Linked DNA regions of Homo sapiens: region 1 is linked to region 2. A link is a loop called in an ENCODE intact Hi-C map of the cell type or tissue named here. Cell type or tissue: heart right ventricle. All regions are shown on one strand. Each heading gives the region's core, and the rest is flanking DNA. Links, peaks and the distances in the headings are about the cores only. Region 1 overlaps LOC101926964 (a long non-coding RNA gene). Region 2 has its middle 49 kb from the start of CYP2J2.

Evidence for each region. Peaks named below come from ENCODE experiments on the same cell type or tissue, not always from the same donor. Only the 100,000 strongest peaks of a DNase experiment are listed, where the experiment ranks them.
Region 1: a loop joins it to region 2, with 4 times the contacts of the local background. A loop is called at or near these places in 27 of 110 quality-filtered maps.

What each region holds. Positions count from the first base shown.
Region 1 is chr1:60,761,671-60,769,383 of GRCh38, reverse strand. The region is part of intron 1 of LOC101926964 (a long non-coding RNA gene); the gene reads left to right. Among named protein-coding and RNA genes, the nearest start is that of LINC01748, 140 kb to the right of the region's middle. In heart right ventricle, for the core only: a CTCF peak has its summit at 3,981 (motif pointing right); a DNase peak (open chromatin) is centred at 3,975; H3K27ac peaks cover 301 bases.
Region 2 is chr1:59,972,305-59,980,017 of GRCh38, reverse strand. It overlaps the pseudogene RN7SL475P. Among named protein-coding and RNA genes, the nearest start is that of CYP2J2, 49 kb to the right of the region's middle. In heart right ventricle, for the core only: CTCF peaks have their summits at 2,817 and 3,027 (motif pointing left); a DNase peak (open chromatin) is centred at 3,017; H3K4me3 peaks cover 379 bases.

The DNA of each region.
Region 1 (7,713 bases), core at 2,593-5,092, 790 kb before region 2:
TACTACTTCTACTTCCTAGTGAGGTAGCTATTATATAGATTGAGGCCCATAGAAAAAGAGCTGGATTTCATCCAGCTTCCTCTCTCCATGGAGTTTATGTTTTAGTTATTATATGTCTATTTTCAGTATGTGTTGATGTTGAAGTATTTCCTTGCCAAAAAGCTACAGAACTTATAGTTACTACAAAGCTGCTTGATTTTTTGTTTCCAATCTGGGGTATTCCAATTTTTATATATTAAGTAACTGAGACGCACACTTTACAAGAACCATTATAAAAGAACACTGTAAGGCATTATCAAAGCTGAAAACTACACTGCTTTTTTCCATCCAAATCTTTTGGAAAGGTAGAAAGAACCAATGGCACCCTTAAATTAAAAGTAGCATACTTATAAAACCTTTTAATAATCCTTTTTCTTTCTTGACCAAAGGTATTTCTACTAGCCATTATGGCCGTATGATCCACTCCCTTGCAAACAATCAGTTATTCCCTTATTAACTGGTAACTAGAAGCATCATGAATTAATAGATTTCATCTTTAATACTAGATTCTGCCCTGTCACATGAAGACATGGCAAAATACTGCAAGGGACTCAAGTACTGTGTCCATTTCTACCACCAATATTTTAAGGCCATTCTCTCACACATCTAACTAAGCAAAGTTTTCATGACTTGCAATGAGGAGATTTCATCTGCCGGAAGAGACATAATAGAAAAACTGCACTCAAACCTCATTGGAAGGTACTTTAACAACAAATGCAGGAGTGGAACTCCTGGAAATTAATCCTTGGATTTCTGTTTTACAATGAAAAAAAACAATACAGAATTCCATACAATTGGAAGGCCATTATATGTTAATATGGACCCTCAAACAAGATTTTCAGAGATTCTCTAGAAGCAGGTGATCTTTGGAAGTAGTCTTCTGACCTGAGACCATGAGAACAATCTTATGACCTCAGATAATGGACAGCTTCCCCTCCAGACCAAGACCCCTGTATAATTCCTGTTTTGTTTTTCATCTGCTTGCTTATAAACACTTTTCTTCTCATGTTCTATAGATCCCTGATTGTTGTCCACCCATAATGGCTTCTTTTTTATTTTCATTCATCTTTATGATAACTATTAGGTTGGAACATTCTCATTCAAACTCATTCTTTGATTATTCCAAACCATAGCCCTGCCTTCAACTTTACCAACTTTTGGATATGCCATTAATCAATGGACCCCCATGATATCTTAGGGCAATTTCAGTCTCACCAAATGAAGCCATGAGGAACTACTGATTGCATTTCCATTTGCACCTACAAGGACAAATGTACTAAAATGAACCAACCTATAACTTTGCCAGTGTCCTTCTTTCCCCCAGAAAAGGAGTACATTGTTACAATCTATTGATTGGAACTTAGGTAATATAAATTTGAATTCAGCAACTTTCTTAAGGTAATTGGCCAAATTCTTGCCACTTGGAAGAGACTAGTAAAGATAAAAATGTGTGACACAGCTAAAATAAAGCATTGATTCTGACCTCATGCCATAAACAACTAAATTTTTTCCTAAGTGTCCATGTGCCACTATCATATACTTCTAGGACTTCCCGGTCATCTTTTCTTCTGCACTTTAGAAATAATATTCTAAGACCTGTCAGTATACAGAGATTCTAATTCTATAGATCACCAAGGCTGGAAATTCTAACTTAGTTGATAGCTCCATCGTAAGTCCTCCATTTGGGGGAATTACTTACTCATTGTTTATGGGAACAATGAAAGGAATGATCCCAGTGGTGAGACTCAAACAAGTAGAAAATATTGAAAGAAACTTAGAATTAACTCAGCAGAAGTTATTAATTAATGTACTCCTTCTGCCTTAGATAGAGTACAGATCAATGTCAACTTGTTGGCAGGAGTAATGATGGACAATGTCATTACTCTAAATTTCTTGTTGGCTAGTCAATGTGGTGTTTGTATCATTGTTAATAATTCTTATTTACTTAGATCTGTGAAGCAGGCATAGTCAAGTAGGCTACACTTCACCTTAAAGAAAAAGTGACTTGATGTTCTAAGATTCATCCTCTTGGGCTCTGGGATTCATTCTGTTTACCTGAGTTAGGCAATTGGGGTTCCTGGGTCTAGCTGTCTTAGTGGGACTATTACTTGTCTTTGTTTTGGTCAAAGTTGTTGTAAGCTTGTTCATTATATTCTATCCAGAGTCTTAAATGCTTTTGTGTAGCAGCTCTCTCATCAAATGATTGTCATGATGATACAGCAGTAAAAAGATCAAGAAGATCTTGTGATACGGTTGACTATGGAGACAAGCAGACAACCTTCCATCAGTGAAGATCTGCATTTCTGGTCTTCCTTGAATTGACCAACCTGTTGCAAGTGAGAGAATGACTGAAAGGGGGGACTGAGGGACGTTGTCTAGACAGTGACCAGATCATATATGGCAGTAGAACATTGACCAACAACCTTTCTGGCTATTGATCCTGGAAAGCAAATCATGACCTTCACATCAATTGACCCCAAACAGTCAGAACTTCGTCAATGACTGCCAGCTTTCCTATTTGTGGCTTTCACTTCTAATTCCGGACCAACCAGAGAAAACCAAATATGCTCCCTGTATTAGTCTGTTTTCATGCTGCTGATAAAGACATACCTAAGACTGGGTAATTTATATTAAAAAAAAAGAGGTTTAATGGACTCACAGTTCCACGTGGCTGGGGAGGCCTCACAATCATGGTGGAAGGAGAAAGGTGAAAGGCACATCTTACATGGCAGCAGGCAAGAAAGAACTTCTGTAGGGGAACTCCTCTTTATAAAACCATCAGATCTCGTGAGACTTATTCACTATCATGAGAACAGCACAGAAAAGACCTGCCCCCATGATTCAGTTACCTCCCACTGGGTCCCTCCCACAACACATGAGAATTATGAGAGCTACAATTCAAGATGAGATTTGGGTGGGGACACAGCCAAACCATATCACTCCCTAAAAAAAAAAATCACATAATATATCCCATTTTTATAGCCTGTCTCCAGCTTCCCCATGCCAACAACTTCTAATTAGAGCATACCTGAACACTCCCCCTTTTCTCTCTCTCTCTCTCTTTTTTTTTTTTAACTATAAAGCTTTCCTTGCTTCTTCTGCCTGACTTTGAGTCTCTGCCAAATGGAAGTGACGATGGCTGATTCCTTTGCTATAGTAAGCCTTGAATAAATAGCCTCTATTTTTCTCATTTTTGTGGTCTTTTTTTCTACAAGAAAAAAGTAAAATCCTCTTGAAATTGTATACAATGATTAAAAAGGCTTAAAACTCAGAAAGCCTCTACAACTATTCCACAGAAAAACTGAGTTATTGTTAATATTCAATGAATGATTTTGCTTCATGGTGATATGTTAACACTAAGGTCAGATTATTTCTTTTTAGCAGGGCTTTGTGAAAGAAGGGCCCTGGGGATCTGAAGGCAGAGATGTTTCTCTCTGAAATGTATCAAAACTAATAAAAGAAAATCTGGAAAGAGAGGGGTATATATATGATATACACTGCTCTGAACCCCACAGCTCTAGCTACAGACTGAATAATTTCTTGACATTTGTACAAAAAGCAAGCTGTACTGAGCTCATCCACAAGTGGTGTGCAATTCAGATTTGTTTCATCTGGTAATCTCCGAGATAAACTGTTGTGTTGAGTAAATAAGGGTTATGTCTTTGCCTGTGACACCAATGTCAAAATTTCACTTCTTATATCTTGTTTATTTATACGTTTTTAGGTAAAAAAAAATTTATTATAGTGATAAAAAGAAGACATTGTACAATAAAGGATGTCATTTTTCAAGAGTCATTATGACAAATTATTAACACTACAGTCACAGTGTGAGGTAAGTTTGCAACTCCTCTAAGGTTGCATAGCTAGTAAGTGGCAGAGCCTGGATTTGAACGATGTTTAGTCTGAGCTGTTAACCATGTCGCATAACATCGCCTCTACTGCCCAGTAGGGGGCATTCATTAGCTTGCCATTCACTTGCCAAGTACCCTTGTGACCTTAGGCAAATTATTAAATTGTCTTAATTTTATGTTTTGAAAGCTTTAAGTGTGTAGATTGGACTTGAGTAGCTTAGGTCAGGGGTCGGAAAACTTTTTCTATAAAAAACCCGGTAGTAAATATTTTAGGCTTTGCAGACTATGTGATCTCTGTAACAACTAAAGTGGTCATAGAAAATAGTAAACAAATGAGCACGTCTGTGTTCAATAAAACTTTGCTGACCAGGTGCAGTGGCTCATACCTGTAATCCCAGCACTTTAGGAAGCTGAGGCGGGCGGATCACAGGGTCAGGAGTTCGAGACCAGCCTAGCCGATATGGTGAAACCCTGTCTCTATTAAAATACAAAAATTAACTGGGTATGGTAGTGGGCGCCTGTAGTCCCAGCTACTCGGGAGGCTGAGGTAGGAGAATCACTTGAACCCGGGAGGCGGAGGTTGCAGCAGTGAGCTGAGATTGTGCCACTGCACTCCAGCCTGGGTGACAGAGCAAGACTCCATCTCAAAAACAAAACAAAACAAAACAAAACAAAAAACAAAAAAACTTTGCTTATACGAACAGATGGTGGGCGCATTTAGCTTGCTGGCTGTATTTGCCAACTCTTGGTTTACTTCTCTGTACGTAAGCCTCTCTCTTCTTTGATAAGCAGGGAACAATGGAAGGAAATTAACATTGAGCATGTACTATGAACTAAGCATTGTACTCAAGACTTTTATAGTTATTGCATTTAATCCTCACAATTTAATCTCTATGCTATAGCAAAGAAAGTGGAGTTTCAGGAAGCTGAAATAGATTGTCCACAATCACACAGCTGGTGGGAAGCACAACCTTCTGACTCCAAGTCTCTTTCTTCTCATCATAGCAGCTTCTCTTCTTTGCCGTCCGTATATATGCCTTTCCCAGCATCTCTGGCCATCCTTGCTTCTGACTTTATATTAAGAATGTTGAGAAAGAAATAACAATAACAGCAGTGAAACTTTATGGGTGGATATTATTCAGTCCTCACGAGAATATATATATATGGTTATATCTCCACGAGAATCTCATAAAGCATATTTTCCCCATTTCATAGAGAGGGAACATCAAAGTCACAAAATGGAAACTGGCAACTCTAGGAAAAGAACTCCCGTTTCCTAACTCCTGATTCCCTAACTAGGTCTTTATTTCTAGTCAACATTGTTTAATTAACACAGGAGAATATTTTCCTTTCTCTGAACCTCTCTAAGTACAGCTGCCAAGTCAATTCCAACCAACAGAAGTAGCTGAGACTGGATTAATGATTTTGGGGGGAATATCAGCTTCAATGCAACAAAATTCTGTTAAAGCAATATGGATTGGTGTCCAGGAAATATCAGAAACTCTTGTGCTTTGTCAACAACTTGGCTATTAGGCTGACAGCCACCTGGATTTCTCTTTAAGGAGTTCCCCACATGAAAAATGGCTCCTCAGAACATCTGACTCTTAGATTGACCAAAGTTCTGGTCAGGAAGAAACCTCTGTCTTTGCTGACAGTTTCCAAAATATAAATACAGAGGCTTGAGGATAGGAAATCTTTTCATTTTTTAAAGCTGTGTATTGAAAGAGAAAACCTGGGACTCTTCCCTGGTGACGCTACTGGAAACTTTTCAGTGCTTTTTTTTTTTTTTTTTTTTGCAGCCCCGTTGGAGCCAGTTTTCAGCTTGGATTTCAGGAGAGCTTCTAAGGAAGAATAAGCATGCCTATCTCCCAGTCTTCCCATTTGTGTCCTGGGCCTCTTATGGCTTTGGTCTGTAAGCAGCAGAGACTGGCTCAGGCTGATAAAGGAGAGAAGAAATTTATTAGATGGTATCGGGCAGCTCACAGAACGGTTGGAAAGCTGCAGAGCAGGTGTGAGGTGAGGGCTGGAGAGGAATGATCTGATGAGCAAAGTGCTCCCTGATCCCCCAGCATTGCTTGACTGTGTCAGGGTCTGACATTGCAACCTCAGACATTGAGGTGGGGAGAAAGGGAGGATAGGAGAGGAGAAGGGAGGAGACGGAAGGGGAGGGTAAGAGAGGGGAAGGGAGAAGAGAGCAGAGAGGCAACGCAAGGAGAGACATGTTTCCTTGTGTCCCTAAGATCTTGATTCAGTCCTGTGCCTTAGATGCAAATGAAACCAGGAAAGCAAGTATCTAGCATTGCTGCCTCTTTAAGGAGAAGCAATTTTATCCTACAACAAGACTCATACTGGGCAGCAACAAAAATGACTAATGTCCATGACAGTTTTCTGCCTCAAAGCCTCAGCCTTCACCAACCCTTGGTCTCCAAGGAACCCTCTAGCAACATCCTCTGTAGATACTGAGTGCTGAACCCTTCCTTCTTGTCTTCTAAACCTCAGAACCTTCTCTCTTACAAGGGCTTAATGCATCATCCACAGAATCCTGGCATCTCTGTTGCAGAAGCACCTGAATGTTCATCTAAGGCAATGTTTTGAGTAATGCTCCGGGGAGCCACAGGGCTTCCTCAGACACCCCACCAGAGTGAAGGCCCTTTCCTCCCTCTTCCCACCACACACAGCCTGCTGTGATTTGGAGCAGGTAAGTTTTGAACTGTTTTGCATATTGGGCTTTAGTTTTTTTGAAGACAGATTCAAAGTCTAAAAAAGTCTTATAGGTGTAGCCCAAGCCCCTCTGTCATGTCTTGATCATCTTTGTAACCCCGCATCTACCACAGGACCTGATGCAACAGAGGTGCTTCAAAAGTATTTATGAATGGAAACAAATAAATATTTTATTCGTTCATCCATTCATCTACTCACTAGAGAATCACTTGTTCAACTCCTATTAGGTCGCAAGGACCATTTACCCATCACTTTCACTGACTGCCAGTCTTGGGTTAGTCAGTGTATATGACTAGAAATGTCCCATTCCTCTCCCACTGCACTGTCTCTGTGCAACCCATGCTGAATCTCAGGCTGTGTCAGCCTGAGGGTTAAAAGTTAGGTCTTATTAATAGTAACAGGCATTATTATTATTCTTGGCTTTACTCCCAACCTGCTATTGCACAGTTTCTCTAGTTTGGTGACCTCATTTCTCTTTGAGGCATGCTCTACTGTAAACTTTGTCTCTTACTAACACACAAGATAGAAGTGGTGGGAAGAGCCTTTTCCTGCAAAGATTATGGAGTTTTAATAGAATATATATCTGAAAGTGCTTTGAGCAAAGGAAACTGCTCTTCAAGGGTCAGAAGTTGTTATTAAGTAGGGCTGCCTGGCAGAGAGCTGGATACTTGTAAAAAATTTAGGATGCTAAGGAGAAGATACTCACCAGAATAATTTATGCTGTTAATAAAAAAGCACTTTGCATTCAAGTCTCAGTCAAACCTTAGTCTTCCCCATGGGGAAACCATTAGCTTGTTGTTAGTAACTTTATTTGGTACTACTATCATTGTGCCAGCTATGGGAGCTAGACTATGGCCCTTTGCTTCATTCAGCTAACATTTAATGAGTACCTTTTAATGTTTCACTTGCCCATCCATCCATCCATCCATCCATCCATCCATCCATCCATCTATCCATCCATTCACTAACTCATTCAACAAATACTTACTCATTCAACAAATACTTACTCATTCAACAAATACTTACTAAGTCCCCATATGTGCTAAGGATTAGAAATACATGAAAAGTCAAGAATCCTTGCTCTTTTGGAGTTTCCATTATA
Region 2 (7,713 bases), core at 1,687-4,186:
ATAATTTATGCATTTGGACCATTTTTCAAAAGCCCTATTATTATTCCTACTCCCTGACTCACAGTGACGCTGGTATTCGCAGCGCATTAGTTAATTTCATGGCCCTGTTGTGAATCTTACAATATTTCATCCCCCTAATTCAAAATATTCATTCCAAGTGGTTCCAACTTCACAAATAAATAATTCCTGTTGGAAAATGGGAGTTTTTCCATCTGCCCAGCCCATTTTCCATCTGTTCCTACAAGCTCATGGCAGGACAGAGCTGGGTCATGAGGCCCTGTTGATTGGTCCTGATTTAAGAAGAAATGGCTTTCTCCCAGATGGATTGCGCGTTAGTGATAAAGATTAGTTTCCACTGTTATCAGTTACTGTGTTATGAGACAGTTTTAAGGATCTGGAAAACAATCGAAAAGTACATGACAGAAGAAAGAAGAGAAGTGTTGTGTTGTCTTAGCTCCCACGATGAGTTTGACATTCTTCTAGGCACCATATACACCATGCATACATCATTTCATAACTGCAACAACACAACAGGTATATGTGATTATGTCTATCTGACACATGAAAGAAGTAAGGATGAGAGGGGCTTAAAAATCTGCCTAAGGTCTCATAATTTGCAAATAAGGGAGCTAGGGCTGATTGCAAAACCCAGGCTCAGTCCACAACACAAGAGATTCAAAAGAGCCTCGTGCTTTAAGAATGGAAAGTATATTGGCCATAGAATTGTGATTATGTTTTTTTTGGTAACCATGTAATATAATAGATGATCCCACGAAATAAGAGCAATTTATTTCAGATCTTTATGTGATGTTGGAGCTAGACAAAGGAAGAGAGTCACTTCCTGATAATCAGAATATAGATAGAGTCTCATCTTAGAAAAAGCAGTGGACTATGAATTGGGAAACTCGAACTCATATTCTAGGATCCTCAGCTTATTGTCTTAACAGCAAGGACAAACCACTTAACTGTCTGGGCTTTGGTTTCCACAACTGGAAAGAGATAGTTCACATTATGTTGCCTCTTCTGTACCTCACAAGGTCTAGAAAGGCACACCTATAGGAAGCATGTAGGACTACAGAGAGTAGTACAGTTTGTCAATGATAACATTTCATGCAAATATTAGGTAACACTTTTATTTCTGTCCCTGCCTGCAAGAAAATAAGGAGCTTGTGTCAGAGTGTAAATCTAGGCAATGCTTCCTTCATTGAGAAAGTCTGGCAACAGAAAAATAGTAGCGGAACTTAATGGTGTACTTAGTGATGTAATTGATTTACTTCATCACAGACTAAGCAAATAGTCCATGGACCAATGCCAGCCTGTGATCTCCATGTTGAGTCTTGCTGTATAGACCACCTTGAAGAAAGCAGCGTGTGAGCATTGATGAGAGAATGCCTGGGAATAGAGTCTCAGATCATTTCTTATGAACTTTGTATGACCTTGATCATCTTGCTAAATCTCAATTTCTTCTTTAGAATGCAGTTAACAATGCCAAATTGGTAGAGTAGTTATGAAGATGAAATGAGAATACATTTGGACCCTTAGAATAGGGCCTAGGACGTATTAGCCAGTGGGGAAAAATTTTACTTATTATTATCATCACCACCATCATCATTCACCCAAAGCATCTGTCCTCCTGGTCTACCACAGTTTGTGGATTCCCATAATTCAGGTATATCCCAGCTGTTTGTCACACATCAAGGAGGTTGTGCCACTGACACTTAGTGAGTAGAGGCCAGGGATGATTCAAAACATCCTGCAATATCCAGGACAGCCCCTCACAACACGGAATTACCCAATCCAAAATGTCAATAGTGCTGAGGTTGAGAATATGAGTCATTCCTTTGGGTTGAGTGAGGTCCCTGGAAATCAGATCAAGATTTAATAACAGATTTTCAGGCATACCAAACTTGTACTTTCATAGAGTATTAGCCCTAAAAGAGACCTTTGATGTTATATGACCCCAATCTGTTTTACTGAAAATAAACTTTAGAAGAATGAGAACTTACCTTCTTTCAATCATCCCTCCTAAAAGCACACTTCCCCAGATGGATTAGAGAGGCCCAAGGTCAAGGCCATCCGGCTACCAAGTGAGAGAGCTACAATTGCATCCCGTGTTTCTGGATCCTGTGGCTGAGGCTAAAGAAGGGGGAAGGTAGGATAGCCCAGGGCGTCTGTAGTGCAGAGACCAAGCCTCCACATCTCTTGACCCCTCACCCCACAGAATCAGGAACAGTGGAGGGAGGTGTCCATAAAATAGTATAGTAGTAAAAAGCACTAGACTTGATGTCAGAAGGCTTGGAAATGTGTACCCTCTCTCTGACACTTTCTCTGTGTTATTGGCCAGTAATATAAGGCATAGAGTCCTAGAACGTTGGCACTGAAATGTCTTTAGAACACTTCAGGTGCAAAGTTAGCAAAGTTCATTCTATCTCTACCTATCTATTCATCTATTGGTCTATTATATATATATATTTCTATCTCTGTATCTCTCTGTCCTTTAAAAAAAAAAGGGTCATGAATGTACTTACCTCATAAAACTGTTTGAAATATCAAATGGGACTAAAAGTGCAATGCAAGTTGTTACTAATGCTTAAAAGTACAGACTTTGGAACCACGCAGCCTGAGTTCAAATCCTGGCTCTGCCAATTACTAGCTCTGTGACCCTGGGGAAGTCACTTAACCATGCTGTGCCTATTTCCTCATATCTAAACTGGTCACAGTAATATCATTACCTGCTTCGTGCTAATATTGTGAGAATTTAGTGAGTTAGTATACCTAAAATGCATATAGAACAATGCCAGGCTCGTACGAAGTTTCATGCAGAGTATTAGCTGTTATTGTAACTAACCATCCTTTGTCCTTGTTCTTCCTACTAAAGCCAAAAAGCCAACCAAGGCATTTTTAAAGTAAATTGTGGAACTCTACAATGGCTAGTAAGAAGGCAAGTTTCTTCTCCCAAATTCTGCCACGCTCACCTTCCTGCCAAATCCTATTTTAGTATTAGGAGGCAACATCGCCCTCTGCTGCCCAGAACTGAAACAGCACGTTCAGCCCCTGTGCCGGCTTCGTTACTCCCGTCCTTTCTGCTCTGCCAATCTTGCCTCCTGAAAATGCGCTTCCCAGACAGATGAAATTGCTTCTATGTACTAATATCATCAGCGAAGCATTTTCCTAAGCAGCTGACTCATGACTTTTTTTTTTGCAATCAAAAGGAACCATCTTTCTAGGCTCTAGTTAGAATGGGAAGAGCTGCCTGTTCTCCAGTTCCCAGTAGGAAGCGACGCTCTGGAGCCCCAGGAACTGAGGAGGGCATCCTCTCCACCTGCAAAGAAGCTGCGGAATTGGAGCGTTATAACAAATTATTCCCATCCACCAATCACTTTGTAATGTGGCTGTTTTCAAGGTAAACTCATTCGTCTTCTTGAACAGATGGCAAAAATAAATAAATAAATAAATTCTGTCTTTGCATATGTGACTCCCTCCAGAAAACTCTATCCCAGATTCAGAAGTGGGCGAACAGGCTTTTGACTGAGATGAGCGCGACAGCTTGAGTAAAGTGGACTGTCTCTATTTCCTCAGAAAGAAGGCCAGCATTCATTCAAAACCTACCACACCAGACGTTTTACGAGTATTATCTCATTTCATCTTTACGACAGCCTTGTGAGCTAAAATTCATCATGCCCAGTAATAATGCAGGAACTGAGGCTCTTAAAGGTTCAAGAATGTGGCCCAAAGCCAAACAACTGATAGATGCTAGGGCCAAGGATTTTGGTTTGGCTCTTGCTGACTCCAAAGTTCACCATACCTCAATGTCTCCTAGGGACTCAAAGTCACACTGGGAAAACGGTGACCTGCAGATTGGAGAGATAACACTAGAAATAATCAGAGAGGAGGAGTGTTTCATGTGTGGTTCGGAGAAAAAGGGATCCTCTATTCCCCTATTCACAGGGAGCTTCTAAAGGGTCTGAGGTGGGACACCCCTCCAACCCTTACCCAATAAAGACCCGCAGTCATCAAGAAGGACTCTGGGTCATCCAGGGCTGCCTAGAACGTGAAAAACCTTCAAAGGGATGCAATGTACTGGCAAATTCTACCAATATTTAAGGAAGAAATAACATCAATTCCACACAAACCCTTCCAGAATATAGAAGAGGAAGAAGGAGCACAGCCCAAATCATGTTTTATCCAGATACCAAAACCAAAGACAATGTGAAGAAATCTACACACCAACAGCCCTCGTGAATATAGACCCCAAATCCTTCACACAATACCAGCAAATCAAATCCAACAATTCGTAAGATACATAATACCAAGTGGGGCCTCTCCTGGAAATGCAAGGTTGATTCAACATCCTAAAGCCAATCAATGTAATTCACCATATCAGCAGACTAAAGACGAAAAATTACATGAATAGACAGGAAACAATGGAGTCCAACTCTGACACTCTCCAGATGAGAAGCCCAAGGACCAGAAGTGAGATGAGATGTCCCAGTGTCACAAATTACTGACAAATCTGTATGTAGAATGCAGCTCTCCACACCACAGAGCCGTGTGAAGCTGCTGCCCATGCTGGGTGCAGGGAAGTCCTTAAGTATGAAGGAGCAGTCGCCAAGAGGCTTCATTCACAGCTCCACATAGCTGTAACTGAAGGGAGGGAGTGGGAAGCAGCTGGCTCCAGCCCACACCAGCTAGAAAATATCTGAGGTTCACAGACATGAGCATCAAGGGAGCGTGAGGTTGGTGGTAGGGGTTATTTTTTCCCTGCAAATTCCCAAAAGAGGTGCAAATTATAACTGCTGAAAATGTGATATAAGGAATTCACTTTTACATATGGTGGCATGTGCCTGTAGTCCCAGCTACTCGGGAGGCTGAGATGGGAGGATCACTTAAGGCCAGGAGTTGGAGACCAGCCTGGATCACATTGCAAGATCCCCATTTCTAAAACAACAACAAAAAAAAATTAGCCAGGCATTGTGGCACATGCCTGTAGTACCAGCTATTCTGGAGGATGAGACTGAAGGATTGCTTGAGTCCGGGAGTTTCAGGCTGCAGTAAGCTATGCTCATAGGGTGCCCCCACTAAGTTCAGCATCAATGTGATGACCTTCTAGAAACCAGGGATTACTAGATTGCCTAAGGAGGGGTGAACTGGTGCAGTTTGGAAACAAAGCAGGCCAAAACCCCAGTGCTGATCAGTAGTGGGATTGTGCCTGTGGATAGCCACTGCACTGCAGCCTGGCAACATAGTGAAATCCAATCTCTCAAAAAACAAAAAAGAAAAGAAATGTACTTCATAATTTGAGAAATACAAGCCATAGTTATTTCTTTTTAAACAGAGTTTTCAAAAATTTGGGGATTTTCATCAAGACACAAGGAAAGGCTACAAATACGTAAGTATAACTAAAATGATAGGGACTCCTCAATCTAACCATCTCCAACCAGGTGGGTTTCAGCTCTGTGACCTTCACAAATGTTCACTCTTGTCAATACCTTACATTAAACCATCCGATGTCCATTTTTTCACTCCTCTTTAGTAACTTGATATCTTGGTCACAATGACAAAACTGATGGTTTATTTACTCTTAGTTGTGACTCTTGGAAAATAATGTCAAAGTCAAAATGTCTTTTTTTCCCTTCCCACCCCAAAATTACATACAGAGAGAGAGAGAGAGAGAGACACTCACACACACACATGCACACACACTTTTCTCCCTTCTCTGCCCCTTTCTTTTCTTGGTTTGGAACTCTTGGGTAAGGTGTATACAAATTCACTTTTGTTTCCGAGGCAATAATCACTGGCCAACTAGCCTCAGCTCCAGAATCTTTAAAGTGAAGTGGAAATTGGATATACTTCTTCTCTGTGTGTTTCCTCTTAAACTAGTCCTTTTAAGTCAGCTCAACTTGTTTTGGAGCGTTATCATTTAAAAGGTACTTCAATACTTAATGCTCCCAGTTATCTAGTATCCCCAATTTACAGACAAGGAAATGAGCACAACAGGGTGAAGTAAGTTTCCTCCACCTGCTCAGTTGGATACAATAGGAGCCAGGCACTTGGGTCATGCTGCTGGATATAGAGGTATTATGGCATCCAACCCAAGGAGGGACATCTCATGGGCAACACTGGGCAAATATATAAATAGTGACTTAATCATAGCAACTATTTAATAGGTTCTTACTGTGTTCCATGCACTGAGCTACATGTTTTTTCTTCAGTAGCTCAGTTAATCCACATAGTCACCCCATGGAGGAGGTGTGATTATCCCCATTTCACTAAAGGAAGAACTGAAGCTGAGAGGGGTCATTTAACTTGGACAAAGTTACACATAACCAGGAAGTGGCTGCATCTTGCAAAGTCAGGGGTCCTGAAAGAGATGCAAATAGCATGCTGTGGGGGCAAGTGTGCAGTGGGAGTGGGGGTGTTAAGGAGGCAGTTTATGGTTGAGAAGTGACCTCATATGCTTGGGGAAGGGTATATCAAATACGATTATTTGGCAGTTGACAGGTATCTTGATAGATGAACCGGATTTGAAAAGGTAGACCTGAATGAGGGAAGAAGAGCAGGTTTCTAGATGGGGCAATGCCACAAACAGAGGCTCAGGGGTAGAAAAGTGTACTTTGTATACAGATCATAATAATCCTGTTTGGAGGGAAGACCAGCTATGAAGTGTTTTGCAAGAAATGTGACACTAAGGGTAAAGAATGGAAGTCTGATTTTATGTAATTTTCCATGTAAATTAAAGTCAAGATTATCCTTGTAAATATCATGGTTCCTGAACTCAAGAAACTTGCACTCTGTTGGGAAGATAAACAACTAAACAAGCAATTACAGCACAGCAGTAAGTTCTATGAAAGGTTAGGCACAGAGTGGTCCTTCTAACTCAGAGTTAACAGAGACATGTTACAGAGTGATGTCCAAGCCGAGAACTGAGGGACATGTGGGTGTTGTCCACACAATGAAGGACACGGGGTACTAAGTAGAGGGAACAGCTTGTGGGAAGGCTCAGACTGGAGTCAGACCATACATCCCTTGTTTGTGAGGGCTGCAGGTGTTAAGCACAGTGGAAGAGGAGAGAGCAGGTGGGAACTGATAACATGTGAGGCCAGGGGCCTACACGGGGTCAGCTCATGATGAGACTGTGTGCCATGTTAAAGAGAGTATGTGGTAAGGCGCCCTGGCCCAGTGCAAGCATGGGCTGGCTTCCCACTGCAGTCAGCAAATCAATTACGCCCTCCACCGACTTTCGCCTTGTGTATTTAGAATGCATGGAGTTAGCCTGCCAAACATCTGCTCTCGCTATTAAGCATGCCATGGTAACCATTGCACTCCCGTGCGTCAGCGCCACCAGGATTGGTAATAATCACAAGTGTCAAAAACGAGAAAGAATGGAGAAGGAAAGCTGTGCAAAATCCAGCGGCAAGATGATTGGGCTGGCAGCTCCACTCCAGGGCCCCCGCCAGCTGCACCTTCTGCTGCCCCTGTTGGGGGCAGGGGAATTGATGCCGCTCTGGCCTCCTCTTGCCCCTTCTGTTGATCCCTTTCCCTGTATTATTCATCCACTGCTTCCACCGACATTGGAAAATGTGCCGTGCCTTTGCCAGAACAACATATGTGCCCCTGCGTCATTGTGTGTGATAGATAAACCCGCCAACAGCTCACCAGACCCAGGGGGCCTCTGGGTGAAGACCCCGCATTGACACAGGCAGGCAGCATGGT